Regions from separate parts of the Homo sapiens genome. Here region 2 is linked to region 1. Evidence: read pairs that join two places in POLR2A ChIA-PET (ENCODE). Cell type or tissue: GM12878. All regions are shown on one strand. Each heading gives the region's core, and the rest is flanking DNA. Links, peaks and the distances in the headings are about the cores only.

Region 1 (16,231 bases), core at 3,089-11,088:
ATCTAGGTCAAGCCAATTATTCTGCCCATGAGGAAATACTTCTTTGGGTAATTATTTGTTTAATGCCATCCTGCCAGGCTGTGAGCTCCATGAAGGCAGGGACCACTTGTCTTGTTAACACTGTATCCCTAGCTCCTGACAACCACCACAGTTCAAATAAGTGTTAGCTTTTACTGACAGTCTGTGCTAGAAGTTTGAAATAGATCATCTCATCTAATCCTCCCAGCCACCCAGTGACGTGGGTTCTAGTACTACCTCCATTTTATAAGTGAGTAAGCTGAGGCTCGCTGAATCTAAAGAATATATGTCAGATCACACAGCTGAGAAGGGGTGGAGCTGGGATTCAAACCCAGGTCAGTGACTTCTAGGCCCACAGTCTTAACCCAGCACATAGTAGATGTTCAATAAGTATTTCTTGACTGTTGGCAGACTAGGGAAACTGAGCTCCAGACACAGTGATGTCCAAGCTGGCATGACCAGCCTCACGTGAGCACTGCTTTTTCCATTGATCCGACACTCTCACCCACACTGTCACCACTAATCCTGGGAGACAGGTCAGGGTCAAGGAAGAAAGTGATGCACAGAGAGGTGGAGTCACTTGCTCAGGGTACACAGCAACCAGTGACAGTGGATTTCCAGAATCCAGCCAGCTCTCTTCTGTGCTACTCCCTTCCTGTCTTGGAGGGCTCCCTCACCACCCAGGGAATGGGACCCAAGGCCCAGAGGCTGCTCCAGCACTTCCCCTGCTCACCCTCCTCAGAAGCCCTCCCTGTGCCTGCCACTGGCTAGCCTGCCTCAGTCGGTGCAAGCAGTGAGGAGGGTGCCTGGGTCTCTGATTTGGCCTGCATGGTTTTCCTCCTACCCCTTTTTCTTTGCTTGGGTCAGCACGTTTTTTAAAGGATGAACAGCAGTTTGCTGTGCCATTCTGGAAAGCAGCCACAGCCTCTCCCTCCGGCCTGTGTGTGTCTGAGGGATCTGTGTGCCCAGCCCACTTGCTGGACCTGTGGGACACTTTAAGCGCTTTTGGATGGTGGGGGGATGCAGCCCACCCTCGGCCCTGCCCTGCAGTGGGGCTGGTGCAGTGTCTCCTGCACCTAGAGCACCCACCTCTCTGAGGGCAAATCCTTGAGCCCACGCCCACCCCCTCCCACTGAGGAATTATCTCCGAGCAAAGCCTCCACTCAATTGCCCCTCTGGGGCTGAATCACACATTTCCCCCTTTGTGCTGACCCAGCCTACGGGGTGTGTAGGTATCTCCTTGGCCCCATTCATTCTGCCCCTGCAAGTCCTGCCAGGCTCCCGATGGCATTCTGGGTGCCTGTGCCCCTCTTCTCCCAGGAGGACAGGATGAGCCAGCTATCCCACTGCCAATGCCTTCTGGAATCCGGGCCGTCCTTCTTGGTCCCCTGCTGGTCCTATTTCCAAGGCTAGCTGGGTTTCCTGTATCCGAGAGGCTCCTGTGCCTCAGACCTGGTGTGATGGAGTCAGCAGGCCCCAGCTCAGTCTTCCCTCCCCCTCCCTTCACTCAGTCTCCTCACTTATAAAATAAGGGGCTCCCTCCCCTGCTTACCTCACAAGGAATCCGCAAGAACCAAGATGTGGAGATGGGACAGTGGGTGATGTGACATTGTTTCTCAGACAAGCCCAGAATTGAGTGGCCTGGAGAGTCAAGAAGCCCTGAGATTGTGCCTAATAGCACTGATAAGAAGTGAGAATCCCGCTGTTTGGGGAGCACTTCCTAATGATTGGGTGATTCAGTCATTCGTTCATCTTAAAACAAAATGACGGCTGGGTGCAGTGGCTCATGCCTGTAATCCCAGCACTTTGGGAGGCTGAGATGGGTGGATCATGAGGTCAGGAGTTCGAGACCAGCCTGACCAAAATGGTGAAACCCCGTCTCTACTAAAAACACAAAAATTAGCCGGGCGTGGTGGCGCGCGTCTGTAATCCCAGCTACTCAGGAGGCTGAGACAGGAGAATCGCTTGAACCCGGGAGGCAGAGGTAGCAGTGAGCCGAGATCGTGTCACTGCACTCCTGCCTGGGTGACAGAGCGAGACTCAGTCTCAAACAAACAAAATGTCACTGGGTGCCTACCTTGTGCCAGAGAATGTACAGATCATGTTGGCCACAAGGATGAACGGACATGGTCCTTGACCCCCAGGGAATTTGCACTTTAGTGGAAGAGAAAGAAGGGAGTAAGACACTATATTACAGAAGGCTAGATGCTGAGGTAGCTCCAAGCACCACGACTCCCTGGGGTGAGGATGGCCATACTCTCTCCAGCTGGGCATTGCTGGAGGTTTGGCCTACATGAGGTAAATGTCAAGGACTAGAAGAGCATGAAGAAACAGGAGGGGGGATCCAAAGGCCCTTGACCTTTAGGCTCTCTGCGGGGGCCATGTGGGCCCAGAGAGGCTGGGTCTCAGCCCTACCCATCACGTCCTTGCATTCCCACTGGGAGCCCAGGCTCCGCCCCTGCCTTCCACCCTGTGTGCACATCCCCCCGCAGCCCTAGCCCTATCCCTGCAGCTGGGTGGGCTCATCTCTCTCCCCTCAGCTGCTCCCTGTCCACCAACTGCCCTCAGAGCCCTCTGGGCTTCCTCCACATGGTCACAAGCACTCCTGCCTCTAATCGAAGACACGGTGAATGAGAGAAGATGGAAGAGGGGAGGTGGTTGCAATGGGAGGCAAATAGGAGAGAAACCCAAACTAGACCTATCTTACTATTATTCTTCCCTGAGCCTTGAAACCTGGGTCTCTGCCTCTCATCCCTTCTCATAAATGTTCCAAGCAACACTCCATCCTCCACCCAGGCACTTCCGTAATGTTCTACAGGAGCAACTCTTCTCCCCCTTGTCAAACCCGGGGTCGGGGAGGCACCAGGAGGTGAAGGCACTGACCAGGAGCCCCTGCATGACTCTGTGATGCGAGACCTCCAGTCTCCCACCACCCTGCTGGCCCCACACTTCATCCCTACAAAGAAGGCAGCTTCCCACTAGGGGGTGTAGATTACTGGCCTCACAGGTCAGAAGCTTAGGAAGAATAAATCTTGTTTACAGAAATAAAAGATTTACCTAGGCCAGGACTGACAAGCTCAAGTGCCTACAGGGAGCTGGTGGGAAAACCCCAATAGGAGAAAAGTCGGGACCAGGCAGGAACTATGGTGACCTGCAGAACAAGAGCCCCATCTAAGGCAGAGGGCAAATCCTCAGCCCCAGCAACTGATGCCATGTAAGAAACTGGGTCCAATAACTACATAGAAGCTGGAAATGCAGATTTGCACGTGGCAACCAAGCTAAATTGTAAATAAACACAGGGGACTTCTGCTTTGCCTCCTCCTCTGATCTGGACAGGAACTTCTGCAAACTACAGAAAAGCAAGAGCCCTGCTGGGAAGGGCAGGGCTTAAAGCTGGTGTTAGAGGCAGGATGGGGGCAGCCTCTTACATAGGAACACACAGCCTGATTTAAATGAGGGGCATGACTGGGCATGGTAGCTCATGCCTGTAATCCCAGTGCTTTGGAAGGCCAAGACAGGTGGATCACTTGAGGTGAGACGTTCTAGCTAGACCAGCCTGGGCAACATAGCAAGACCCAGTCTCTGCAAAAAATTTAAAAATTAGCTGGGCGTGGTGGCATGCAGGTGTAGTCCTAGCTACTCAGAGGCTGAGGCAAGAGGATTGCTTGAACTCAGGAGTTCGAGGCTGCAGTGAGCTGTGGTAGCACCACTGTAAGAACAAGGTCATGCCTAAAAAGAAAGGAGGAGGGGGATGTGTCCTAGTTATATACAAGGGCTGTGTGCATACATGTGGAATGAAAGTACAACATTATTTTTTTAAATCATTGTTTTCTCCTTCCTCTTCTAACCCATCTCTGTTCCTCCTAGAAATGGAGGAGAAAAGGATCTTTCATCCAGCATTCAGTCAGTGGCCTCTGCCTGGAGACAAAGCCTGCCCAGCTGGTGACCAGCAAGTGTCAGGCTGACGCCCAGGCCCAGCAGTGGCAGCTGTTGCCACACACATGACGGTAGCCCTGGGGCCTCCTGTACCTTTTGCATGAGACTTCGGGACCGGAAGGGGGTTAGGGTGGGGGAGTGCAAAGTGGGCTGTTCCCATCTCCTCACATTTCTGCCAGGACCATCAGCAAATACCCACCATGACACACGTTCTCCAAAGCTTGTTCTAGGAGGGCGCAGGCGGGCACGCCCCGATGCCCTCAGTGCTGTCCTGGCCTTGCCCCGGGAGAGGAGATGGTCAGGGTGCTGGACTGTTGCTGGGTAGAGACTGAGTAGGTGCCCCTGGCCCTTTGTCCTCTCCCTTGGCGCTTCTTGGGGCTGGGACAATAGTGTGTGGTCTCTCCCTTGTTGCCCGGAGAAAGCAAGGACAGAAGCCCACACAGGGGTCTTTTGGGTCATGAGGCCCAGCTGTGCAGGCAGGCAGGGCCAGGGGAAATTGGGCAGCATGGATGGAGAGGCTGAAGGCTGGGAAGAGGGAAGGGGAGAGGGGCAGCCTGCAGGGGTAGCTGAAGAACAGGAAGGAGGTGAGAAGCCCGGTGACCTGTCAGAGATGCCAAGCCCAGGGTGGCACTGGGTTGGGTGGGGACGGATGGTGTCTTGGCAGCAAAGGATGGGTAATTTGCAAATGAACATGGATAGAAGAGCAGCAAAGCACCAAAAGAACAAGGTCTCTTACCCAGGACACAGTCCCTTCCACACTTTACCAGCCCCAGGGTCTGAGCCCGACGCTGCCTCTTCCGGTCCTGTGCCTGTGGGTGCCCACATTCTTAGCAAGAGGCTGCAGAGGGATCTTTAGGGGAAGATTCGGGCGTAGTTTATTAAACAGACTCCACTTCTATTTGGCCATGTGTCAGGCTGAGACCTCTCTCTCGGGCATTAATGAACAGCTAGTGCCCTGTCCCTGCCGCCAGGACCCACTGAAAGGACGGGTAGCCACACACATCCCTGAGTAGTCCCAGCCTCATTTGTCATTTTTGACTCCTGCTTTCTCAAAGGTTTTTGCCTCTGTCAATACAGCATCATGGGTGGTTGGAAAGAAGGGAACTTCCCTTCTGGACCAAGAACAGCCCCTAAGTCATTAGGGTTCAACCTCACCCTTATTCCCCTCCCCGCTACAGGAGCCCCTAAGTCATTAGGGCTCAACCTCACCCTTATTCCCCTCCCTACTACAGGAGGGATTTTCTTGAAGGGTCAGCTATTGCACTGTGCTGGGAGGCTGGCTGTGGCTCCTGTTTGTGAAGAGAACTCCCAGTTCCTTTTCACAGCCGCTGAGAACACATCCACACATCTACCCCACGGCCTTGTCTTGGAACTGCTCCTGCTATCCCCACACCCTGCTTCCTCACCCCACTGGCTCTTGGGCAAATGACTGTTGGTACCAGGACCCTGGGGGTCTCCCCTACAAAGCAGACCAGCCTGGGGCAGATATACCTACCACAGGAGCCCCCTGTCTTTCATAGGCCAAGGATCCACATACCCATAGAGTTCATGGATTCTAGAGGGTCTAGGAATCTCTTGAAATTGTCCCTAAAATACTGCATGTGTGTGCATACATGCATTTTCCTGGGGAAAAAGTCCATGGCTTCTAAAAGAGGTCCCTGATCCCCAAAGGGCCTGAACCTCTGCTCTGGATTGAAGCCACTGTCTGCCCAAGCTGCCACCCCCTAATCTTCCTCCCTGGCGTGCTCAAACTGCCATCGCCTGCTCCCTCCACACGGCCCTTGGGGTCAGCAGCCAAGTGTCTGTGGTCCGCAGCACCTGCTCTGGAGGGCTCTCCAGCAGTTTCGCCTCCTGACTCTCACCAGCGTCCTCTCGGCAGCACTCCCGTGCCCAAGTGCACCCCTCTGGACTTGCCAGCGCAGGCCCCTTCGCTCCCAGGGCCATGCTTTGCCTGTCCTCTGTCGTGATGTTTCTTCCGCAGCCAGGTGCAGCCTCAGATCCCCTGTTCATCTGGGAAGCCTCCTGCCACAGCTTAGGACAGAACTGGGCCCAGGGCAAAGGCCTCTCCCCAGAGGATGGACTAGAAGGCCTGGGCCACACTCGGGCATGGACCTTTGGGGCTGGGGAGCCGGGGCTGCGCCTGTTGAATGTAAGAGGACTGCTGACCAGAGGGCCTTCAAGAGGGTCTCTCTGTCCTTTGCTGTGGTCAGATCAGGCTCTGCACTTATCAGCCGGTCCTTTGTGGCAACGCAGCCCTGTTCTGTTTTTGCTTTTCCTCTTCTTGACCAAAGCATGTGCCACTAGCTGTCCTTGAGGACCTCGTCTTTATGAAACACACACCTGGAATAAAACCACTTCTTACATGTCCACATGCACCAGCGCCTTCCTTTCTGCCTCCAGGCCTAGCCCTTCAGCACACCCTCCCCCGCCTCGTGGGGAAAGTCCGGGCCTCCTTTCTGTAAAAGTGAAACTGAACATGCTCAAGTCTAGCCCTGTCCTGCACCTGGTAGCTTGCTCGTCGGCCTCCATGCCCTGTGGTGCCCCAGGAACTCCTGACTGCTCTGGTGGGGGCCAACAGGTGGCCCTACTGCAAGGGCAGGCCTTGGACCAAAACCAGGAATCAGCACAGGTCAGGTGGAGCCCAGGCTCCTGTGGCCTCATTATGGGATTCTACTTGGGGCTTAGAAATGGAAAGCAAATTGCTTCTCCAAATAGGTATTGCCCTGCCGCCGTGCTTGCCTTTAGCCAGCCCTCTCTCCTTCCCTGTGAGCCAGGCCTGTCCCCTCGGAGCTGCCCTCCCCTGCTCTACCACACAAGAAGGCAGTGGTACAAATTCAGGCAGGACATACTTCCTGGGTAAAAACAGCAAAATAATTCTGAAAAGAGTCTTACCAGACCAGCTTTGCTTGATTGGGTAGCAGATGCTCTGCCTAATGTTCCCATGGAAACCAATGGAAAACCCCCACCATGTCTGTGATCAGAAGCTGAACCTACCCAGGTAAAAATAAACGCTGCTTCAACATACATATGAACTGCAGCTGGCAGGCCAGCACACCACTAGCCTCTCCTGGACGCAACCATTTCTGCCCTCAGCCCCACTTTGCCGTGGGGCTGCTGATCTGGAGTTACCCAGAACTTCTGACCCCTGGGCCTGAGGAGCCTGGAGCAAAGCCCTAGCTGGCTGCAGAGAATACACCTTGGCTACAATGTCCAGCTTGGTCTGGGCTTAGGAGCAAGTCACTGTAAAAGACCTTGGCTGCAGCCTCCATTCCCCCATCCACCCCTCCGTCCTCTCAGGGAGCACAGCCCACCACCCACCGCCTACTCAGGGCTCCCTCCTGGCGCGCTGAGCCCCATTTCCACTCTCCATCTATTTTCACCCTCAGCCTTGGAGGGCTCTGGTGCTTGCTTCTCCTGAGTCAGGCTCTCTCCTCTTGCTTGCTCTCCTCCAAACCTACCTCTCCCAAAGCCCATTTTCTGTGCCACCCAGTTTTTTCCCTAGGAGATAAGGCTGTCAGCCTTTAGCCAGGCCCTGGAGGAATCAGCAAAAGCCCCAGGCTGGGTATTAACAGTTACGTCACTGGCAGGAGAGTCCCCCGAAAGCCTATGGGCAGGGCAGCAGAAGGGACTTCTGCACCAGGGCCAGACTCCCATTTGTACAGCAGGGAGCTGTTCCTGAGGATCCCTGGGCCTCTGTGACTTGGCTTCAGTTTTTACAAGGGCTGTTCCCCCTGGCCCCTCAGGAAGGCTGTCTCCATCTGCAGTTGGGAGAAATAACCTGGACAATATGACTGTCGTCCCAGGGTTCCAGCACCCCAAGGCCTGCGGGGGATGTCTCCCAGCACTGCATGGGGTGTGGTCCTTCTCCCACCAGGGAACAGGAAAGGAAACCTGGAAGGGAAAGGCTGGCATTTATAACGTCTGTAATTTCATTGCCAACAATGTTCTCAGTGTGTTTGGTATTTGTGTGTCCCTGTGATGGTCTGAGTCAGTGCTCCTCCAGAAGGAGGGGGCAACCCAGCCAGCTTCTCTAATGGGAAGAGGTCTTCACTGCCAGGCACTTAGGAAAGACCTGGAGATGGATCAGGGGAGGGCCTACTCTCCTGGGCTTGCAGCTGGGCTGTCTGAGTAGCCGACCTGGACTGAGGCTCCAGAGCCATCTGAGGACAATTTCTCCTGCTTAATTCAGCCCTGTGAAGCGTGGAGAAGAGTGTACTAGGGGTGCGGACTCTTGGGTCTTTAAGACCCATTCAAGCCAGGCGCAGTGGCTCACACCTGTAATCCCAAATATTCAGGAGGCTGAATTGGGAGGGTCCTTTGAACCCAGGGGAGTTCGAGACCAGCCTGGGCAACATAGCGAGACCCTATCTCTATAAATAAAAATTCAAATCAACTTCAAAAAATACCCATTCAGCTGGATCCCTCACTACTCTGCCATTTGCCAGCTGTGAGCTCTTTTTTTTTTTTTTTTTTTGAGACAGAGTGTTGCTCTGTCACCCAGGCTGGAGAGCAGTGGCATGATCTCCACTTACTGCAAGCTCTGCCTCCTGGGTTCACGCCATTCTCCTGCCTCAGCCTCCCGAGTAGCTGGGACTACAGGCGCCCACCACCATGCCCAGCTAATTTTTTTTGTATTTTTAGTAGAGACAGGGTTTCACCGTGTTACCCAGGATGGTCTCCATCTCCTGACCTCGTGATCCACCCGCCTCGGCCTCCCAAAGTGCTGGGATTACAGGCGTGAGCCACTGCGCCTGACTGAGCTCTTGAATAAGTTATTTCATCTCTCAGCCTTGATTTCTTTACCTGTTAAATGGGGTACTCATAGCCGTAAAGGATTTTTTTGTGAAGCCTGATCGCAAAGCATCTGGCCCTTTCCAAATGCTTAATCAATATGTCATTACTATTATTAATAAACATTTTCTGAGTGCCTGCTACATGCCAAACACTTTGCTAGGGGTGATGACACAAATGTAAACAAGACAGAAACGGTCCCTGCCCTCGAGAACAAATATTCTAGCAGAGGAGATGGACCAATCAGCAGCAACTGTGATACCACATGATAAAAGCTACAGGGGAAGGCAGGAGCTATGGGAGCAAGGAGAGGGAGCTCTCACCCAGAGCGTCAGTGAGTTGGTGCTCTCTCTCCAGAAGATGATGCTTCCAGGACAGCTTGAAATGACATTCCAGGCAATGCCTGCCTCAGGCTGGATAAAGGTTGGACTGGATAAGGTCTGGTGAAGTCCACTGGCCACACTAGCAGAGATGGCAATTCAGCTGGTACCTTGCTGGGTGGCCTGGGCTTTTTACCCTGCAGGCAGCATTGTGGTGACGTAGACCAGCCTGTTACAACAGGAGAATTCTAGAAGGAAGCTGTGGGAGCCATTTCAACCCCAACAGACACAGCCTGTGCTTCTTGAGCTAGGGACCATTCCTCCAGGGCTCGGTATTCTTCCTTCGGGAAGGTGGGTCTAGTTGGTACGGGAATTAGTGATCCTTCTCTGGAGAGAAGGGATACTCATGGTGGAGGCGTTCCAGGAAAGACTTGTTTTTGCCTGGCTCTCAGGTTGCTTCTGATCCCCTCAAGCCATCTGAAAACAAAGCCGGTCTTTCAACAATTTGTCTTTCAAATATGTGTCTCTTAAGATGTGGTCCAGATAACCTGCTCAGTATCCCTGGAGGGATTGTAGACCTGTATGCTCCTGGGTCTGACCCAGACGGGGAGGCTTAGAATTCCTGTGTTTGTATTGAGTGGTCCAAGTGATGCGTTTGCACATTTAAGTCCCATGCACCAGGAAGGAGAGCTGGAGGCCCAGAGAGGGGAAGCTGTGCAGGAGAGAATCAGAATGAGCTGGGCCCTGGATTGAGTACCCTGACACTCAGCACTGGACTCACTACAAGAGGGAGAAGCCAGGGGGAAAGAAGGCTACCCTTGTACTCCTTACTGTACTTCCCCAGGAGCCAGAAGAATGTAGGGACCACATCTTGGACCCGGAGGTCTGAGCCCAGCAGTGGTGGAGAGTCCCCAGCTGGGAGACCCTCAGTTGGATGGGAAACTAGGGATGGCAGGAGAGTCTGGGGGACTCTCTGGCAGGAGAACCAGGAGGTAAGAGTCTCTGGAGACAGTTGCTCTAGGGCCACCTCGATGGGGTCTCTGTCTGGGCCCCTCCCCACAGTTTGAGTCAGAGATGGCTCTCAGCATGGCAGGAGGCTTGCTCCTCTCCCCGTGGGTGGACTGCAGTTCCCACAACCCTGTCAGGCAGCTGCAGAGCTCCAGGTTTCTCTGCCCACAAGGGCAGGGGCTGCCCCTCGCCCAGGATGACTCTGCCTTCCAGAGCCTTGGCCTCCCTGGGGGTGGGAGTGTGGGGGATGCTAAGGTTAAATCAGGTCACAGTAAGTTGTGGGGGCAGCAGGTGGAGCAGCAGAGTGGCACTGGGAGCTTTCTCTTGGGTGTGCGGTGTGGCCTTGGTTCTGCAGCCATCAGGTGGGGGCTTGGGACTGACTTCTCCTTCTGAAGGATGCTGGGAAGGTGAGCTGGCTTTGGCAGTGCTTAGAGCTCCGGGGGGTTCCCCCTCCTAGAACATGCAAGCTCTCACACCGGTGCGTCATCATCACACCCATCATCAAGCCCACAGTGGTATACTGAACACCTGCCCCACAAAGACGGTGGAATGCTCTCAGAGGAGCCCCATGAACCACCGATGGTTACAACTATCCAATGCCTGATGGCAGACAGCCAGGCCAACCTCGGCTTCCACTCTCTCTTCCTCACCCTACAATCAGCCAAAGTGACCTGAGTCGTGTAGTGCGAAGTTGCTTTCTGCTTTCTCTTGTTTGTGCTTTTGCTGTTTCTTCTGCCCCATACTTTGTTAACTCCATGAGTTAAATGCTACCCATTTTCCCAGACAAGTGCTGCTTCTGCAAGGAAACCCTTCCTGATCCCCCACCTGTCTGAAAAGTACCTCTCCAGCTTGCTTCTTCAGGGTGCTGAGCGTTCCTTCCCAGCCTGTCATCACCTTCCTCCATACGCTATGGTGTGTTCCTGTCTTCTCTAGTCTTGTCCTCTTTTTTCTGTTAGATTGTAGCTCCTTGCTGACAGGAACCACGCCTGCTCCAGCTTCATACCTCCCACTGCTACAGCACAGAACCTGCTTCTCAGACTTACAGCAAATGTTTGTTTGCTGAATGAATTAATTAAAGATAAAGCATTCTAACTGGGTTTGTTTTTGTTTTGCTTTGTCTTTTAATGATAAAGCATTTTGGCATTTAGGAATTAGTACACTGCACATAGAAAGCACGCAATATACACTTGTCCATTTTTCGTCTCACTTCTTACAAGTTTGATGTTGCCACAACTCCACCCTCCCTATTCATTAGTTGTCTCAACAGCAATGTGTTGGTGATGCTGAGGACTGACACAGATTGAGCACTTTCTGGGTACCCAGAATCTTAGTAAGGCTACCATATGCACTCCAATGAGGTAGGTTCTCATACACTCACTTTATGGATGAGGAGGGGAGGCTCAGTTGAGAGAAGAAATTTGCCCAAGGATAAACAGCTAGGTTTAAACTCACTCTCACAGGAGCATGTGTCAATGGTCCCACAGACCAGCCCCTTCAGCTGGGAACTTATTAGAAATGTAAACTCTGGGCCAGACGCGGTGGCTCACGCCTGGAATTCCAGCACTTTGGGAGGCCGCGGTGGGCAATCACAAGGTCAGGAGATCGAGACCATCCTGGCTAATGTGGTGAAACCCCATCTCTACTAAAAATACAAAAAATTATCCAGGCGGGTGGCACACGCCTGTAGTCCCAGCTACTCGGGAGGCTGAGGCAGGAGAATCACTTGAACCCAGGAGGCAGAGGTTGCAGTGAGCCGAGATTGTGTCATTGCACTCCAGCCTGGCGACGGAGTGGGACTCTGTCTCAAAAATAAAATAAAATAAAATAAAGAAAAAAAGAAATGCAAACTCTTGGCCAGGCACAGCGATTCCTGCCTAGAATCCCAGCACTTTGGGAGGCTAAGGTAGGAGGACCACTTGAACTCAGGAGTTTGAAACCAGCCTGGGCAAAATAGTGAGACCTCATCTATACTATAAATTTAAAAATTAGCCAGGTGTGGTGGTGCATGCCTGTAGTCCCAGCTACTCAGAAGGCTGAGGCGGGAGGATCACTTGATCCCAGGAGGTTGAGGCTGCAGTGAGTTATGATTGCAGCACTGCACTTCCAGCCTGGGCAACAGAGCGAGACCCTATCTCAAAAAGAAAAAAAAAAAAAGAAGAGGCCGATTAGGAGACTGAGACAGGTGGATCACTTGAGGCCAGGAGTTCGAGACCAGCCTGGCCAACATGGTGAAACCACATCTCTACTAAAAATACAAAAATGAGCTGGGCATGATGCCCAGTGCCTGTAGTCCCAGCTATCTGGGAGGCCGAGGCAGGAGAATCCCTTGAACCCAGGAGGTGGAGGTTGCAGTGAGCTGAGCCTGGGAGACAGAGTGAGACTGTCTAAAAAAAAAAGAAGAAGAAGAAGGAGAAGAAAAGAGAAGAGAGGAGAGGAGAGAAGAATAGAAGAAAAAAAAGGAAAGAAAAAAGAAAAGAAAAGAAATGAAGAAATGCAAACCCTTGGGCCCCACTCAGACCTACTGAATCAGAAACTCTGGGGGTGGGGCCAGCCCTCTGAGTTTAACAAGCCTCTTGGGGATTCTGATGCATGCTCAGGTTTGAGAGCCACTGTTCTGGTGACTGAGATGGGTTCTGGTCCCCTGACGGGGCCACGTGTCACCACGTGGTGCAGAAGGCTCAGAGAGCTGGGTGCTGCGGGCCCTGCCCCTGCTAAGCAAGCTGCCTGCCACAGAGCTCTGGGCAGTGATGGATCACTCTGAGGCGGAGGGAGAGTGGGCACTGGGCTGGGCTGAGGGTTGCCACTGAACCAGCTGCCACATGCCAGCCTCGCTTTGCATGATTTATGAGTTTCTTCCCCAATACCAGCCACATATGGTTGACTTCATTCTAGAAGAGCTTCTGCCTCAGAAGATCTATTAATCAAGGAATCAGTGCTGCATCCTCCAGCCTGCAGGACAGGCATACATTTTACCGTGAGTTACATGGCAAAGCCCTTTCTATGAGTACTCCATTCAATGACATTTATAACTGGTCCTGTCAGTCACTGACCAAACACTGAGACACACATTTTATCTTCTTTGATCTTTACAACTCTATCAGGTAGGTATTTTCAATACCACCCCATTTACAAACTAGATATCAAAGCCCAGAGAAGTTAACATATCTGCCCAAGATTACCCAGCTGGCAGGATGGAGGGCCAGGATTTAAAATCATGAAGTCTGATCCAGGGTCCATGCTCCTTGCTGCTCCTTATTGCCTTTCACCCATCAGTCTGTATATTCATAGAACACTGACATGTTTGTACTGTTATCCCCATGTTGCACTTGAGGACACTGAGGCCCTGTGCAAAGCTCTAACAGGCTGAGAGCTTTTGTCCCCACATCCCGTATCCTTACATGGCTGATTCTTAGAATGGAGGTAGGATGAGCCAACGTTGGTTCCACAATCATCATTTTGCAGATGTAGAAACAGGATGAGAGGCTAAAGCACCTAAAGTCACAGGGGGCCCAGTGCGGTGGCTCACACCTGTAATCCCAGCACTTTGGGAGGCCGAGGCAGGTGGATCACCTGAGGTCAGGAGTTCAAGACCAGCCTGGCATGGATGGCGAAACTCCGTCTCTACTAAAAAAACAATAATTAGCCAGGTGTGGTGGCGCATGCCTATAATCCCAGCTCCTCAGGAGGCTGAGGCAGGAAAAATGCTTGAACCTGGGAGGCGGAGACTGCAGTAAGCCGAAATCACGCCACTGCACTCCAGCCTGGGTGACAGAATGAGACTCCATCTCAAAATAAATAAATAAATAATAAAGTCACAGGGCAGGAAATTGGGAGCACAGGACATGGTAGATCCAAGAATACAATGTCCCGTGATGTAGCTCTGGAGGCGATTGCGAATGGTCTGCCTTGGGGCCAGGCATCTTCTCTGGGGCTCGGGAGGGTGAGACCCCTGACTGAGCTGGCCTGAGGGCCCAGGGCTATGTCCAGCATGGCCTGTTTTCTCCCTGCCTCCTGGCCAGGGGTATTTGTTCCCAATGTCCTCCCGGCCTCAGGGTTCTCTGCTCTGCCTTATTTGTCCTCAGACATTCGTTTTGAGCTTGTTCAGACCCGTGTGTACTCTGCCTTGTGGCTTTGTCCACTTGAGGTGGAGGCTCCAGGGTGCTTTGTGGAGCCCCACAGCTTCCACCAGGTGCCTGGATCTCTGCATGCTCATTAAGCAGTGAGGCTTATTTAAAATTATTATAACCAAATGTGTCCATCTCAGTTATTTCTTGGCTGGTTTTCTGTGTTGGACTGCAGGGATAGAGAGGAGAGTTCAGCCTCACAATAAGAGAACAATTGCTGTAGCTCTGGCCCAGCTATTTCTGAGCTGGGAGACTTTTAGCCAGCTGCTTAGGCATCCTGAGCCTCACTGTTCTCAACTGAAAAATGGGTATGATGTGGGAGCAGATCAAATGGGAAAATGTCTGTCATCAGGTCTTGTAAAGTGGAAACAGCAGTCTGGGAATCCTCAGGATACGTTTATGCGACCCTGGGCAGGCCAGAGCTGCTAGACTCTAAAGCTTTGAATTTTCCAGCTGGTCAGGACTGTCTCCAGCCACCAGGGCAAGACTTTGCAGCTCAGACATGGTGGCCTGAAATGGTGGGAAGTTGACCAGAGAGAGGAGGCTGGGGAGTCCCAGCACCTACTTCGTTCCTGAGTGGAAGACTGCTGGTCTGGCTTTGAAACCTTGCTTCATGACACTTGCTTTACCTTGTGAAGAAAGCAAAGTGAGTTCAGCAGGGGACTTGATGTTTCAACAAGGCTTTGAAAACCATCAGAATATTGGACCGGGAGGGAAGGTTATGAGGCAGGAAGAGTGGTTCTGTTTGGGGTCTTCAGAGCACAGCTGTCCCACCGTTGTCTGCATCCCTGTCTGACATGACTTAGGTTCCCTGGAGCAGGGAAGATGCAGGCTGCGGAGACAGTCCTCGGCCAGTGCCCTCTGCTTGTGGGGGCCGTAGAGCACGCATGGCCTTGCTGCCATCACCAGGCCTGAGGGAGGATGGCAGTCACGCTGCCGAGAAGGACCCACAGATATTATCAACAACACAGAGAAAGCTGCTGTCGGAAGGCCCCTTCCCAGCCCAGGATTCGGTCTGCCCAGCAGAGGAGAAAGAGAAGAGGCTGGGAGTCTAACCTAGAGTTGAAGCCTTTCCCTTCCTAGCTGGGCAACCTGCAGCTAGTTACTTGAACTTTCTGAAACTCGGTCCCCTCACCAGCAAAGCAGGGATAATAATAACTACTTCTTAGGGGTGCTGTGAGATTTAAATAACATTTGTCAATGAGCTGAAGTAAATAAAAGAAAAAGAGGCATGGTGCCCAAAAAACTGCCCCAGTTCCTTGAGGAAGAAGTATTTGTCCTGCTCACGGCTGGATTGCCAGAGCTTGGTACAGAAGTGGTCAGTAAGTGTGTGCTAATGAATGAATGAATGAATGGAATGAGGCTCTGTTGAGGCAAGATGAGCCTCTCCTAGAAGGCACTGACTCTAACCCCAGTCCTAACCCTGGTTCCTGGGCTCTAAAAGGGGGCACGCATTCAAGGCAGATGCATGCCGATCTTGTTAACCTTGCAGATAGAGGAATCCTGTCAGGGATGGATTGGACAAATGGATGCAATCCAAGGGCAAGAATGCCAGGAGCTTCCTTGAGATTCTCCACCCCTATCCCTAGCCACTGGGTGACTGGCCCCCACTAGAGGTTCCCTGAGTGCCTGTACTTCCCCGCTTTTACCTTGAATCAGGGTTGCATTGGAATGGCCTGTGCTCTTCTGTACTCCAATTGGATTGCAGACTACATGAAGACAAAGACTTGTCTATTGCACCTAGTATAGTACCCCGTGCATGGTGGGTGCTTGCAGTAAGTGTTTCTTGAATGAATGAACAAGTGGCGATGAGTACAATAAAACTACTGTTCTCCATCAGTTCTGAGAGTCTTGGGGGATTGTTCTTTGTCAGTTTGTTCTCGGCTTCCTCTTTTAATTTGGCTGTTGACTTGCATTTTCATGAAATTAGGTGAGGTTTGACCCACTGAAAATTCTTTTTCATCAGGCATAGGAGACACAGCATTTGCAAGTGGATGCCAAATCAGTGCTTGATTAAACAGACAATGAATGTGA
Region 2 (16,231 bases), core at 3,863-11,862, 87 kb after region 1:
GTGTGTTACTTAGAATTGTGTGATTTAATTTGCAAATTTTTGAGTGGTGGTTTTTAAAATTTGGTTGGTTGCTTGGTTTTGCCCCCGATTCTTTCTGTTACTGATTTCTAGTTTAACTTTATTATGGTAAGAAAATATACTTAGTATGATTTGAAAACTTACAGATTTGTAAATGCTTTTTTAATGGTCCAGAATATGGTTTATCTTGTGGAACGTTCCATGCACACTTGAAAAGAATGTACATTCTCTTGTTCTGTAAATTTCAAGTCAAGTTGTTTGGTCTTCTATATCTTTGCTGATTTTCTGCTTCTATTACTAAGACAGGAGTATTGAAGTCTTCAAATATGATTGTGGATTTATCTGTTTCTCTTCATTTCTATTAGCTTTTGCTTTATGTATGTTGAAGCTCTTTGGTTAGGTACCTACATGTTTAGGAGTGCTATGCCATGGTGAATTGACCTTTTTAATCATTGTGCAATATCCCTCTTTATTCCTGGTAATATTTCTTGTTCACAAGTCTACTTCATCTAATTTTAATATAACCATTCAGTTTTCTCTTGATCAGTGTTTCCATGGTTATATCTTTCCCTTCTATCCTTTTATTTTTAGCCAGTGCCATTCATTTAAAGTGGACTTCTTACAGATGGCATATAGTTGTATCATTTTTTTTAAACTCTAGTTTGACAACCTCTGTCTTCTAATTGATGTGTTTAGACGAGAGATTAGCAAACTTTTTCTGTAAAGCATCAGATAGTAAATATTTTAGACTTTGTGAGCCACGTGATCTTAATTTGTACTTCTTACCTCGGCCATTGTAGCCAGATTCCCTGATTCTTTCCTCTGTCCTTTCCAGTCTACTATTTTCTTTTTTTTTTGAGACAGGGTCTTGCTCTTTTGCCCAGGCTGGAGTGCAGTGGTGTGATCTGGGTTTGCTGCAACCTCTGCCTCCCGGGTTCAAGCGATTCTCCTGCTTCAGCCTCACAAGTAGCTGAGATTACAGGGGTGTGCCACCACGCCTGGCTTATTTTTGCATTTTTAGTAGAGACAGGATTTCACCATGTTGCCCAGGCTGGTCTGGAACTCCTGACCTCAGGTGATCCACCTGCCTTGGCCTCCAAAAGTGCTGGGATTATAGGCGTGAGCCACTGTGCCCAGCCATTTCCAGTCTATTATTGATCTCATCCAGTGAATTTACTACTTTAGATATTATATTTTTCAGTTCTAAAATTTCCAGTTCGTTTCTTTTTATAAGTGTCTGTTTCTCTGCTGAGGATGTTCATTTATTTGAGGAATTTTTACCTTTCGGCCAGGCGCAGTGGCTCACGCCTGTAATCCCAGCACTTTGGGAAGCTCAGGTGGGGGAGGATCACTTGAGTATAGGAGTTCCAGACCAGCCTGGGCAACATAGCAAGACCCTGTCTCTATTTTTTAAAAATTATTTTTCCAAAAGTATGTTATTTTTAGCTTAGAGAACATAGTTAGAGTAGCTGCTTTAAGTAAGTCTTTGAATGTTCCAGTATCTGAGTGATCTGTGGGTTGGGTTGATTGTCTTTTCCCTCGGTAATTGGTCAAAATTTCCTGTTTCTTTGTATGTCAAATAACTTTTGGTTGTATGCTGGACATTTTGAATATGATAACTTGAGAATCTGAGTCCCGTCAAAATCTCTGGAGAATGTTTATTTCTTTTGTTTTAGCAGGAAGTTAACCTATTTAGATTCAGCCTAAAAGTTCTGTTTTGTTTTTGTTTTTTGTTTTTTGGATGATGGTTCTCATTTTAGCTGAGTTTTCAAAGCCTTTACAATGCTGCTTTGGCTATGTCCTGTGTATACTGAGTTCAGGGGTGAGCCTGGGACTTGTGCCGTTTATACATAGGATTAAAGAACCCCTCTCTCAGCTCTTTCCTCTCCAGTGTTCCTTCCACATTGTTTTGCAAACAGACCCCATTTTCCTGGTCCTCTGTCAAGAAAGACAAGGTTTCTCTATAGAGCTGTGGCTGCATGCAACACTACATGTGTTGCCACCACATAGTTCCATGTGACTTGGGCTTCTATCAAAAGAAAGTAACAGCAGAAAAGGCAGAACAGCATAACCAGGTTTCCCCCATACACTTCAGACCACTGGGATCCCTTGCTAGCTCCGCCTCCCGGGTTCATGCCATTCTCCTGCCTCAGCCTCCCGAGTAGCTGGGACTACAGGTGCCTGCCACCACACCCGGCTAATTTTTTGTATTTTTAGTAGAGACGGGGTTTCACCATGTTAGCCAGGATGGTCTTGATCTTCTGACCTCATGATCCACCTGCCTCGGCCTCCCAAAGTGCTGGGATTACAAGCGTGAGCCACCGCGCCCGGCCTGGGATCCCTTTTTCTATTTGCTCTGGCCAGAAAGATGGGGTTTTAACTGCCTTTGTTGCCACCATGCAGTTCTGCAACTGGGGCTGCCTTAAAGGCAGGACCAGGAAAGAAAAAAGAGGAGGTAGAGAAAAAAAGGGGAGACTTTCCTGTACTTCACTACCTCTTAGCAACCTCTTTTCCTGGTCCTTTGGCCGGAAAGACAGGGTTTTTCTAGAAGTTTTTGCTGCCTTGCCTTCACTTGCTGTTGTTTACTTTTTGTAGTCCTGAAGTAGTTGTTTTTTGGTGTGTTTTGTCCAGTTTTTGTTGTAATCAGTGGGTGATTGACGTCAAAATGCTCTTACTGTAACATGGCCAGCATCAGATGTCTCCAACATTCCTTTTAAAATGTAAAATGTTAATACCTCTGTTAAAGAAGTTTTTTTGTTTGTTTTTTTTTTTTTGAGACGGAGTCTCACTCTGTCGCCCAGGCTGGAGTGCAGTGGCACCATCTCAGCTCATTGCACCCTCCACCTCCCGGGTTCAAGCAGTTCTCTGCCTCAGCCTCCCAAGTAACTGGGATTATAGGTGCCTGCCATCATGCCCAGCTAATTTTTGTATTTTTAATAGAGATGGGTTTCACCATCTTGGCCAGGCTGGTCTTGAACTCCTGACCTCGTGATCCACCTGCCTCAACCTCCCAAAGTGCTGGGAAGAGTAACTCAAAAAAATCTGTGAAGTAACTTAACCATGATATTACCTTTCAGCTAAGCTGTCTCCAGATTTTTTACATCTTTCTTCATACTGATGAGTTTAGACATATCATTGTAATTTTGTTTTTGCTGCTTTACTCTCTCTTTTCTTACCCTCTTCCCTTACCCTTTTTTTTTTTTTTGAGACAGAGTTTTGCTCTTGTCACCCAGGCTGGAGTGCAGTGACACCATCTCGGCTCACTGCAACCACCGCCTCCTGGGTTGAAGTGATTCTCCTGCCTCAGCCTCCCTAGTAGTTGGGATTACAGGCACCTGCCACTAGGCATAGCTAATTTTTGTATTTTAGCAGAGACGGGGTTTCACCATGTTGGCCAGGCTGGTCTTGAACAACTGACCTTAGGTGATCCACCTGCCTTGGCCGCCCAAAGTGCTGGGATTACAGGCATGAGCCACCGCGCCTGACCCCCCTCTTTCTTTATTGTAGACCAAAACAACTTTTCTTCGTACTTCAAGAAAGACGTTTGTATACATGTTACTACAGCCTATGGTTTCGTTCTTCTGTGGACCTTATAATTATAATACATTGTTTTCAGAACTCAGTATATCATGTTAACTAAGTGCTCTGATGCTTTAATAAGCATTATTAAATACTAATTAATGTAAAAAGGAACCTCTTACTCTTCTGTAATTATAGCTCTAAAATCACTGGAATTAGATGATTATCAGCTTTCACGTAAAAAAAAACTGTCTATAGAAACAAGTTTTAAGAACTTCAAAGATTGTTGGGTAATGCAGCACTTTACTGTGCAGCCAAAATTTGAAAACATCTCAAAATTCTTTGGACTGTTAGAATTGGTATGTTTAGGAAGGTAGACTATTGGGTCAAAGATGAAAATATAAATGTGATGTATTGTCAAAACTGCTATTGTCAGCCATGGCTCAATGTAGATTATCCCACTCATTTTTATCAGTTCTGTAAGAATGCCATGTATCAGATTCTTTATAGAGGTATGATTAACTGTGGCTTTTTCTGTCACTTTACTCTACATTAAATAAAATATAGGGGGCCCTAGCCAGAACAGTCAGGCAGACAAAAAAGATAGAAGGCATTCACATTGGAAAGGAAGAAGTAAAGTTGTCTCTGTTTTCAGGTGAGATGATCTTATGCATAGAAATACCTAAGGATTCCACACACAAAAAAATTAGAACTAATAAACAAATGCAGTTAAGTTGCAGGATACAAAATCAGCATACAAATATCAGTTGCATTTTTATACACTAACAATGAACTATTTGAAAAAGAAACTATGAAAACAATTTCATTCATAATAGCATCAGAGGGGGAGGGAAAGCATTAGGAGATATACCTAATGTAAATGAGGAGTTAATGGGTGCAGCACACCAACATGGCACATGTATACATATGTAACAAACCTACACGTTGCGCACATGTACCCTAGAACTTAAAGTATAATTTTTAAAAAAATAATAATAGCATCAGAAAATAAAATAAAATAAAATACTTGGGCATAAATTTAACCAAGGAGGTAAAAGATCTATATGCTGAAAACTATAAAACATTGATTTAAAAAATTGGAGAAAATATAAGTAAGGTATTCTGTGTTCATGAATTGGAAGAATTAATATTGTTAAAATATCCGTAGTACCCAAAGTGATCTACAGATTTAATGCAACCCCTATCATAATTCCAGTGGCATTTGCTATGGTTTGGATATTTGTCCCCTCCACATCTAGTGTTGAAACTTGATCCCAGTGTTGGAGGCGGGGCCTGGTGGGAGGTGTTTGGGTCATGAGGGTGGATCCGTCATGCACATATTGGTGCTATCCCCTTGCTGATGAGTGAGTTCTCCCTCTATAATTTAACAAGAGAACTGGTTGTTTAAAAGAGCATGGCACCCCTCCCCTCTCTCGTCTTGTGAAATACTGACTCCTCTTCCCCTTCTGCAATGATTGGAAGCTTCCTGAGATCCTCAGATTCGTGCTTCTTGGACAGCCTGCAGAACTGTAAGCCAAATAAACCTTAATAGAACGATCCTAAAATTCATATGTAACCACAAAAGGCCCTGAAGCCGGGGTAATTTATAAAGGTCAATTAAAGAGGTTTAGTTGACTCACAGTTCAGCATGGCTGGGGAGGCCTCAGGAAACTTACAATCGTGGCGGAAAGCAAAGGGGAAGCAAGGCACCTTCTTCACAAGGCCGCGGGAAGGAGAAGTGCTAAATGAAGAGGGGAAGGGCCCCTTAAAAACCATCAGATCTTGCAAGAACTCACCATGTAGTACACCTGTAAACCCAGCTACTCGGGAGGCTGAAGCATGAGAACCACTTGAACCCTGGAGGCACAGGGTTGCAGTGAGCCGATATCATGCCACTGCACTCCAACCTGGGTACAGAGTGAGACTCTGTCTCAAAAACATAAGAATAGTGTCAGGCACGGTGGCTCAAGCCTGTAACCCCAGCACTTTGGGAGGTCAAGGTGGGCGGATCACTTGAGCTCAGGAGTTTGAGACCAGCCTGGGCAACATGGCAAAACTACATCTCCACAAAAACAATATAAAAATTAGCAGGACTTGGTAGCTCACATCTGTAGTCCAGATTCTTGGGGGACTGAGGTAGGAGGATGACTTCAGTCCAGGAAATGGAGGTTACTGTAAGCTGAGATTGCACCACTGTAGTCTAGTCTGGGTGAAAGGGCCATACCTGTCTCAAAAAGAAAGAAAGAGAGAGAGACAGAGAAAGAAACAGAAGAGTACATTGTAACTGTTGTAAGGTTGGATATTATTTTGTGAAACTGTTTTGTTTTGTTTTGTTTTTTTGAGACAGAGTCTCCCTCTGTTGCCAGGCTGGAAGGCAGTGGCGTGATCTCGGCTCACTGCAACCTCCGACTCCCTGGTTCAAGCGATTCTCCTGCCTCAGCCTCCTGAGTAGCTGGGATTACAGGCACGCGCCACCGTGCCCAGCTAGTTTTTGTATTTTTAGTAGAGACGGGGATTCACCATGTTGGCCTTGATCTCCTGGCCTCGTGATCTGCCCCCCTTGGCCTCCCAAAGTACTACGATTACAGGCATGAGCCATTGCACCTGGCCTGTTTTGTTTTGTTTTTAAGAGACAGGATCTCTAGGCTGGACACAGTGGCTCATACTTGTAATCCACCACTTTGGGAGGTCAAGGTGGGAGGATCACCTGAGCCCCAGATTTCAAGACCAGCCTAGGCAACATAGGGAGACCACATTTCTACAAAAAAATTTTCAAATTAGCTGGTTATGGTGGTACTTGCCTGTGGTTTCCCAGTTACTTGGGAGGCTGAGGTAGGAGGATTGCTTGAGCCCGGGAGGTCGAGGGTGCAGTGAGCCATAATTGCACCACTGCTGTACTCCAGCCTGGGTGAAAGATGAGACCTTGTCTCAATTTTTAAAGAAGGCTTAAACTGCTTAATCTGATTATAAATGATAAATGTCTAGTATGTTATTCTCTATTCATGAAATATAGCAAAGATAAGCTTTTTGGCCTTTTGAAGCATTTATGTTTTAAATGACAAATATGTTACTGTAAACTGGGATTATCAGCTGGCCAGGTATCATTTACTGCAGTTCAGAGTCTCCCAACCTCCATATTTCTAGAACTGAATTTAGACTGAAGGATGTGCCTCTTAAACTGCTCTGCCCTTTTGGTTTCTTGCTGGCAATTGTCTGCTGATATTTTATAAAGCTAAAAATTTTCTACTCAATTTGTTCCTTATTTTACATTTTTATCTCAGCCTAGGTATAAACTAGATGAATTTGATTGCAATTATTTTCATTGTTACTGCTCTTCATTTGCCTATTTTCATCAGAAAAAAACAGTGTATTTTCTGGTGAGATTGGCATGAATTTCTCAGATAAAGGAATATTTGGGGATGGTGTCCCTTTGGGAATATGATTGCTTTCTTGCATGGTGATTTGCTTCCACTTCCCAGGTGTTGAGAATAATAGGCAGTCAGAAGGTCTGCATGCCAAAGGCAGAAGACATTTGGGAATTTTTTCATCATGAACTTTAAGTTGAAGGAGTTAATGATTGGCTGGATTACAATATAAAAAGTGGATGTCTTTACAGTAAAGTAAGTAGAGCTTGAAATACAAAGAATGGAAACTCCTACATGAAAATGTTTTTAGGGGAAAAACATATTTTCTCTTTATGGTTTATTCTGCTCTAGGAAAACACCACCAAGCAAGTGAAACACATAATGTGATTGCATCAGACAAAGCAGCAGAAAAATCAGTTGTCCATGAACATGAGCACAGCCACGACCACACACAGCTGCATGCCTATATTGGTGTTTCCCTCGTTCTGGGCTTCGTTTTCATGTTGCTGGTGGACCAGATTGGTAACTCCCATGTGCATTCTACTGACGGTGAGTGGCTCCAAGGCTTTCTGGGCAGTGCAATACATTTGCAGTTGAGAAAGTTACAAACGATCAAATATTTCAGTCTGTATCAGTGGCCATATTTAGTGCTAAAACTCTTGTCTTCCTTGGGTTCTAGTGAACATTTAACTAAGTGGGGAGAGCTAGTGAGTTGTGGCATGTGGCGCAAAGAAGTGTTTATTGGTTTATTACTTTGCTTGTCTTAAAGTTGTCACATTTGGTTGAGAGTCTAGGGCAGAAGTTCTTAACTTAGTTTTTTGCTGTGGAGCCCTTAGGCAGTCTAAAGACTGTGGACCTTTTATTGGAATATTGTTTTTAAATGTATAAAACATAGTACATAAGATCAAAGAGAAAACCACCTTTGTTGAAATACAGTTACTAAAACATCAGAACAAATTTGTGATATAGTAATGTATGTCTTTATCAGTGCATTAAATAATGAGATAATACATTTAAATCCTAAACAAGTTAGAGTTGAATTTTATTTTCTAGGACATTAGTATGCTAGCTATTACATAATAATATGCTTGGCTTAAGAACATTAAATTATGAGGTAGTCTGTAACAAGGCAACATGTATGTCAAGTTAAACATCTAGTTGATTTTGGGTTTTTGTTTTGATGGTTATTGGTGTAGAAAATCTTGATTTACAAAGGTATTTTCTTACAAATGTACCTAAACACATTTGTAGCTTGCTTTTTAAGGAATCATAAGCTTCTCTAAAGGACAACTAGAATTCCCCAAGACTTTTCAAATTTGACTCCAGTCATAGTAACTGTTTTGTTTTAAGATCAATGAATTTATCTTTGGCTAGGTCAACATTTTTCATACGATTTATATTAATAAAAAAGGATTCTGATACATGATACACTTCGATCCTGTGGTGATAGAAATAAATTTGAGAGTTATAAAACTTCTCCAGGGATTGATGTGTAGACATATTTTTTCAGATATGTCAGCAGGGAATTTTGCAGATAGGAAATATTGGAAAGCAGCATAAGTATCTTGGTCCCCAATGGGAGAGCCTTGTGACTATCACTGTTTGGTGGCTGAGTGACTGTTAGATGCAGAGCTACTTGATAGTTGCCCAGCTCCATCACATGAGCATCTGCAGACAGGAAAGCTGTAATCATGCAGTATGGCAGCAGTTCTATAAGTCCTTAATTTAAAGTAGTGATGAGTGAAAGCGATAATTTAAAGATAATCTACAACTGTAAAATAACCTGATTAGTCTGATTTCTACTGGCAGTAAAGATAGTGCTGATATTACTTGTGGTTTATTGTCTGCATTCATAATTAAAGGAAATGAGGGGGCAGTCACCATGACTCACCTGTAATCCTAGCACTTTGGGAGGCCAAGATGGGCGGATCCTTTTGAGTTCAGGAGTTTGAGACCAGCCTGGGCAACATGGCAAAACTCCATCTCTACAAAAAATACAATAATTAGCTGAGCATAGTGGTACGCACCTGGAGTCCCTGCTACTGGGGGACTGAGGCGGGAGGAACGCTTGAGCCCAGGAGGTTGAGGCTGCAGTGAGCTGAGATCACGCCACTGCACTCCAGCCTGGGTGACAAAGTGAGACCCTGTCTCAAAAATAATAATGATAATAAAAATAAAGGAAATGTGGCCAAGCGTGGTGGCTCATGCCTGTAATCCCAGCACTTTGAGAGGCTGAGGGGGAAGGTTCACTTGAGACCAGGAGTTCAAGATCAGCCTGGGAGACATGGTGAGACCCCATCTCTACGAAAAAAAAATAAATTACCCAAGCATGATGAGGCATGCCTGTAGTCGCAGCTACTCAGGAGGCTTAGGTGGTAAGATCACTTGAGCCCAGAAGGTTGAGACTACATTGAGCCACGATCACACCACTGCACTCCAGTTCAGCCTGAGCAAGAGAACAAGATCCCATCTCAAAAAAAATAAAGACAAAGGAAATGCTAAATTTCAGAGGTTAGTAAAAATAAAAACGCATTTTTTTCAAGTTAAAGTCACAGACATCCCCTGAATTCTACCTGTACTCACCTCTATAGACCCCAGGCTAAGAATCTTTGGTCGACAGAAAAATCTGCAGAAAAGCAGACAAAAGACATGAACAGATAATCGCAATAAGATATTAAAATGGCCCTTAAACTTATGAAAAGATGTTCAATTTCACTTGAATACAAGTCAAAGCTATGCTGAGATACCGTTTCTTACCTGTCAGGCAAAAATTCAGAAGCTTAACAATACACCCGATTGGCAAAGCTGTGATAGAATAGGCACTCATATATTGGGGTGGCAATGCAAAATGGTACAATGCCCATGGAGAGGAATTTGGCAGTATCTTACAAAACTACATATATGTTTACCCTTTGAAATCCCACTTCTAGGGATTTACTCAAATACAGCTCCAATATGAAAATACATATGCACAAGATTATTCAATGCAGCATTATTTATCATTGGAAAATACTTAAATGTTCAGTCATGGAGATTGGCTGAATGAACTATGGTATGTACACATAATGGAGTACTATGTAGCTGTAGAAAAGAATAAAGATTCAGGCAGAGCGCAGTGGCTCACCCCTTTAATCCCAGCATTTTGAGAGGCTGAGGTAGGATGATTACTTGAAACTGGAGTTCAAGGCTGCAGTGAGCTATGATCGCATAACTGCACTCCAGCCTGGGAGACAATGCGAAACCCTGTCGCTCTAAAAAAAATAATAATAAAAGAATAAAGATTCAGGTATCTGTGAACTGATAGGGAGAGATTTCCAGGAGGTATTGTTAAATGGAAAAAAAAAAGCAAAAAATGTAATGATCATCTAGCATATACTATGTTTTATGTAAGAAAGAAGGGGAAATAAGAAAAACATACAGTTGACCTTTGAACAATATGAGTTTGAACTGTGTGAGTCCATTTATACATGGATTTTCTTTCAATAAAAGTTACACTGAGTGTGGCTGCCTCTCCTGCCCCCCTTCCACCTCCTTCACCTCTTCTACCTCTGCCACCCCTGAGACAGCAAGACCAACCCCTCCTCTTCCTCCTCATCCTCCTCAGCCTACTCAATGTGAAGATGATGAGGATGAAAACCTTTATGATGATCCACTTCCACTTAATAGTAAATATATTTTCTCTTTCTTATGATTTTTAAATAACATTTTCTTTTACCTAGCTTACTTTTTTGTAAAAATACAGTATTAATACATATAACAAATAAAATACGTGTTAATCGACTTTGTTATCATTAAGACTTCTGATCAACAGTAGGCTATTAGTGGTTAAGTTTTTGGGGAGTGAAAAGTTGTATGTGGATTTTTGACTGTGTAGGGGGTCAACACTCCAACATCCACATTGTTCAGTGCAGTGGTCAAGTGTATCTACTTACCTTTACAAAAAAGAAACAGAAGAAGAACTGGCTAGAAAACAAAAGACATTTATTAACTGCATGGGGTGAGGTGGAGGAGTTGAGAGGGCAAAAGGGTTTTGGGAGCACATGATATTCCCCTGAGCATGCCTTTTTGGTATAATTCTGACTTTTGGAAACATGTTAATGTTCTACATATTCAAAAAATAGAATGAAACCAATATGGATGGGAGCGCTAACTGAAACAGATGAATTGTATTTCAAGTGAATAATACAATCACACTGAAGGGATTTAACAAAAACTAATTCAAGTAAATTATGAATGTAGTATTTGACTACATATGTTTAGTCTTGGGTAGAGTTGGGAGAAAACCATAAACAAATACTGAACTCGTTGTTGTTGTTGTTGTTGTTGTTGTTTGTAATGGAATGGGCAAAACAGTTCTGAAGCTGCTTTAGATGTTTTATAGGATTGAGTCAATGGGTCATGTTGATGTTGGTGGAGTCAGGGTTCTAAGTGTGGAAGAAGGAACACACAAGTATGGAGTGGAGGAAGGCAAGAAAGAACCCCTATAGGGACTTATTGGAATTGGAAGTATTGGACTCGGGATTTCTAAATGTATTTGGTTTTGTATATATATTTATATATACATATATATATATATATGTCCTAGCTCTGTCTGAAGATGGGGCCTAGAAATAAAGACATCCCACTAGCATGAGCAAGCCAGGGCCTTTCAGAGAAGACTCAGGGCTGATTCCAGGACAGGGGCAGGGTAAGTACAAGTGAGCTTGGAACATCTAGAACTGAAAAAAACAGAAGGAAGGAAGAAGATGGGAGCATGTCATAGGATATAGGAACCCTCTTAAAAGGGTTCCCACTGGCCACATGTGGGATAAGTTGAGCACCAACATAATTAAGAACAGTAATAAAGCATAAACCATTCAAAAAATGGGAATCTGGCTGGGCGCGGTGGCTCACACCTGTAATCCCAGCACTTTGGGAGGCCTAGGCGGGTGCATCACCTGAGGTCAGGAGTTCAAGACCAGCCTGGCCAACATGGTGAAACCCCATCTCTACTAAAAATACAAAAATTAGCCAGGTATGGTGGCACACGCCTGTAATCCCAGCTACTGGGGAAGCTGAGACAGGAGAATTGCTTGAACCCAGGAGGCAGAGGTTGCAGTGAGCCAAGATTGTGCCATTGCACTCCAGCCTGGGAGACAAGAACTAAACTCTGTCTCAAAAAAAAAAAAAAAAGAAAAAGAAAAAAAAATGGGAATCCATGAGCCCATCTGTGATATATATATATATATATAGAGAGAGAGAGAGAGAGAGCGAGAGAGAGAGAGAGAGCACTTGCTTATAGTAGAATGCTCCAATTATTAAATGTAGAAAGAGTGCTGGAGTTGGAAAAATACTCATTTTTGCAACCCTCCTTAAAGGTTGGCTCAGGCACGCATCATCAATGAATGTTAAATGTAGGGGGCAAATTTTTATTTCCTTATTGGCTTCAAGGGGAAAGAAGTAACTAAATGAAGAAATCAGATGATACCTTGATCGGATAGTCAAAATTAAGGTCACAAGCATTCTGCTTTTGATATGACCAAGTAAGCTCTCAGATCAGCCTCCTTACAGGTAACTAAAAATGCTGGACAGAATTCAAAAAACCAGTGGAGAGCAACCCAAAGCAAGCAAATTCTGGAAGGGAGTCAACACTTAGAACAGGGTGCATTTCCTATTTTTACTGCTTTCAGTAGTCAGCCCCCTGTGGGACAGCTAAAACTCTGATAGAAAACTCAGTCTTTCTGGACTGAAGAACCAGAGGACAGAGTTCAGGAGTTTCAGTGGTTACAGCACTGAAAATAAGGGAGAATCCTAGAACGAAGAGAAACTCAGCCCCAAATTCTGTATATGAACTGCCTCGGTCTCCAGCTGACCCTGAACCATGCTTGGCAGACTCCAGGTAGCTCAGCTGAAGATAATTATGAACTAAACTGGGCTGGATGCAGTGGCTCATGCCTGTAATCCCAGGACTTTGGGAGGCCAAGGTGGGTGGATGGCTTGAGCCCAGAAGTTTGAGACCAGCCTGGGCAACATGTCAAAACCTTTTTTCTACAAAAAAATACAAAAATTAGCTGGTCGTGGTGACCTGCGCTTGTACTCCCAGCTACTTAGGAGACTGAGGTGGGAGGGTAGCTTGAGACCAGGACAGGGAGGTTACAGTGAGCCAATATTGTGCCACTGTATTCTAGCCTGGGCAACAGAGGGAGGCCCTGTCTCCAAAAAAAAAAAAAAAAAGTGATGGGGCACAGTCACTCAGGCTTGTAATCCCAGCACTTTGGGAGGCCGAGGCAGGTGGATCACAAGGCCAGGAGATCGAGACCATCCTGGCTAACACGGTGAAACCTCGTCTCTACTAAAAATACAAAAAAATTAGCCAGGCGTGTTGGCGGGCGTCTGTAGTCCCAGCTACTCGGGAGGCTGAGGCAGGAGAATGGCGTGAACATGGGAGGCGGAGCTTGCAGTGAGCCGAGGTCACGCCACTGCACTCCAGCCTGGGCAACAAAGTGAGACTCTGTCTCAAAAAAAAAAAAAAAAAAAGCACAAAAAAAAATTAAACTGAAAATTGAGCAGCAACCCAAAAGACATTTTGCAGTTTTAATCCAACCAAGCTACTTAAAGCAAAACAAACAAAAAAGTCACTCTTTGGAGGAATATAACAAAATCTGACTATCCATGAGATAATGTTGGCAATGTCCAGGATATAATTCAGAATTAACACCACCAGTGAGCAGCAGATGTACATCCTGCACCTCTAGATGTGATACCCGGAGAAGCATCATCACCATTATAACATTTCATCCAAGAACCCGTAGTCTTAAGGACATACACACAAAAGTTTTTATTACTAAAAAAACAAGAAAGGAGGAGAATATATTATCCAAAAATGGCAATGTCATAAAAGTCAAAGCGAGAGGAAATGTTCCAGATTAAAGGAGACTAAAGAGTTACAAGTAAGTGAAATGTGTGATTCTAGACTGGATCCTTCCTGGAAAGGAAACATGCCCTGAAGTAAGTACTTTATTGAGCAGTTGACAAAATTACAATATGCAAGAAAATTAGAAAAAGTGTCAGTGTTGATAACTGTACTGTGATGATGTAAGAAAATATCTTTTCTCTTAGAAAATACACATTGAAGCATCTGGGGATAAAGGGTTATTGATGTGTGCAACTTACTTTTAAATGTTAGAGAAAAAGAATGTGTGTGTGTACAGAGAGCGTGAGTATAAATGATGAAGCAAATGAGGCAAAATGTTAATCAATATATTGGTCCATCTGAGAAAAGGATGTATGAATTTTTTTTTACTATTCTTGCAACTTTACTGAAGGTTTAAAATTATTTCCAAATTAGAGTTTAAAAAAATTATGGGAGTAAGCTTAAAACAAAACAAAATAATTTTGGTCTAGAACGGTTTTTAATCTCCTTGTATTTACTATGTGTTAAATTTTTTTCCATAGAGTTATATTTTTTAATAAAATCTTATCTTGGAAAGTTGATGTAAGAATAAATGGTTTTATTGTGCCTTACTCCAAACAGCAAATGAGAAGCACTGTTGGGTGGTATTGGACTCTGGCTGTATCACACAGTTGGCCACACTGGGCTCCAAGACATTTTTCTTGTGATTCTTGTCAGTTTCAATTTAACGTAGGCTGAGCATGGTGACTCACGCCTGTAATCCCAAGCGATTTGGGAGGCCAAGACGGGAAGATTGCTTCAGCCCAGGAGTTTGAGACCAGCCTAGGCAACAAAGCGAGACGCCGTCTCTACAAAAATCTTAAAAATTAGCTGGGCATGGTGGCATGTGCCTGTAATCCCAGTTACTTGGGAGGCTGAGATGGGAGGATTGCTTGAGCCCAGGAATTCGAGACTGCAGTAAGCTATGATTGTGCTACTGTACTTCAGCCTGAGTGACAGAGGAAGACCCTGTGTCTTAAAAAAAGAGAGAGAAAAAGAAACAAGGATGGTCGAATTTCACACTTGTGAACCTATAGTTCAGGGAGTTGTAAATTTCTCCTACCTGACCTTATTCATGGTCAGGACAGTGTTGTGAGTTCAAGAACAGAGAGTAGCTGCAGAAAGTAATGACCTTTTCTGTGTTCTCTGATCCTGGGAAGGGGCAAGTGGCTCTAGTTTCCCTCTGACATCCTGCTCTGTGTGTGTGTGTGTGTGTATACACATGTGTGAGTGTTTGCTTATGCAAGAAAGGAAGGGGGCTGGGCACGGTGGCTCACACCTGTAATCCCAGCACTTTGGGAGGCCGAGGCGGGTGAATCATGAGGTCAGGGGTTCGAGACCAGCCTGGCCAACATAGTGAAACCCCGTCTCTACTAAAAATACAAAAAAATTAGCTGGGCGCAGTGGCGGGCACCTGTAATCTCAGCTACTTGGTAGGCTGAGGCAACAAGAATCGCTTGAACCTGGGAGACAGAGGTTTCAGTGAGCCAAGATCACGCCACTGCGCTCCAGCCCGGGTGACCATGCAAGATTCCATCTCAAAATAAAAAAAAAAGGAAGAAAGGAAGGAAGAGGACCGAGCTGGGGCAAAGCTAGCCTTCTCCCAGGGTATCTTTCTTCCATACCATTCTACTTTCTCAGAATCCTTGATCTGCCAAAGAGAAATTTGGAAAATGATGAAATGGCCACTTCACTTCTATGTGTTTTGAAACATGTATGTAAATGTAAACATGTTAAATATGTGAAATAAAATTTTTCCTCCTCAGTAAGTTGAAAGAAATTTCCATTTAACGAATGATTTTTTAAAAAAAACCTGATTCTAAAGATATATATGGTGATTGTCAGGCCAGTCACAATGGTGCACGCCTGTAATCCCAGCACTTTGGGAGGCCAAAGTGGGAAGATGGCTTGAGGTCAGGAGTTTGAGACCAGCCTGGACAACACAGCAAGACCCATCTCTACAAAAAAGTACTTTAAAAATTAGCCAGGCATAGTGGCACTTGCCTGTAATCACAGCTACTCAGGTGGCTGAGATGCGAGGGAGAATCATTTCAGTTCGAGGCTGCAGTGAGCTGTGATCGCACCACTTCACTCCAGCCTGGGCAACAAGCAAGACTCTGTCTCTAAAAAAATAAAAATAAAATGTGTGGGCGCAGTAGTAGCCAGTAATCCTATACAGAGAGTTAAATGTAGCTTGTGTTCCATTATTCTTCTTCCTGTTTTATCTCTGAAGTCATTATTTTTGCTGGCTTTCGTGTCTGATGACCTGGTTTTACCTATTTTCTGCAGAGTTTTATGTATTATAAAATGTCAATAAAATGTATTTATTAAATTTATGCTAAACTGCAGTCTTTATAGGTTTATAAAAACTTTCTAATTTTAAAGCCTCTAATTGTTT

Evidence for each region. ChIA-PET counts read pairs that join two places held together with the same protein. Peaks named below come from ENCODE experiments on the same cell type or tissue, not always from the same donor. Only the 100,000 strongest peaks of a DNase experiment are listed, where the experiment ranks them.
Region 2: POLR2A ChIA-PET joins it to region 1 with 11 read pairs; 3 of 35 experiments call an interaction of 5 or more read pairs at or near these places.

The regions. Positions count from the first base shown.
Region 1 is chr14:69,348,146-69,364,376 of GRCh38, forward strand. It overlaps GALNT16 (polypeptide N-acetylgalactosaminyltransferase 16), which reads left to right. Exons shown (of 15, transcript NM_001168368.2): 15 at 3,886-6,321. The coding sequence ends at 4,023. Among named protein-coding and RNA genes, the nearest start is that of ERH, 42 kb to the right of the region's middle. RefSeq lists enhancers at 556-1,056, 6,069-6,168, 6,199-6,698, 12,802-12,881. In GM12878, for the core only: no CTCF peak of the experiment used is centred there; DNase peaks (open chromatin) are centred at 6,416, 6,886 and 10,545; H3K4me3 peaks cover 764 bases; H3K27ac peaks cover 3,152 bases.
Region 2 is chr14:69,434,816-69,451,046 of GRCh38, forward strand. SLC39A9 (solute carrier family 39 member 9) reads left to right here. Exons shown (of 7, transcript NM_018375.5): 3 at 7,254-7,451. Among named protein-coding and RNA genes, the nearest start is that of PLEKHD1, 42 kb to the right of the region's middle. In GM12878, for the core only: no CTCF peak of the experiment used is centred there; a DNase peak (open chromatin) is centred at 7,366; H3K27ac peaks cover 1,224 bases.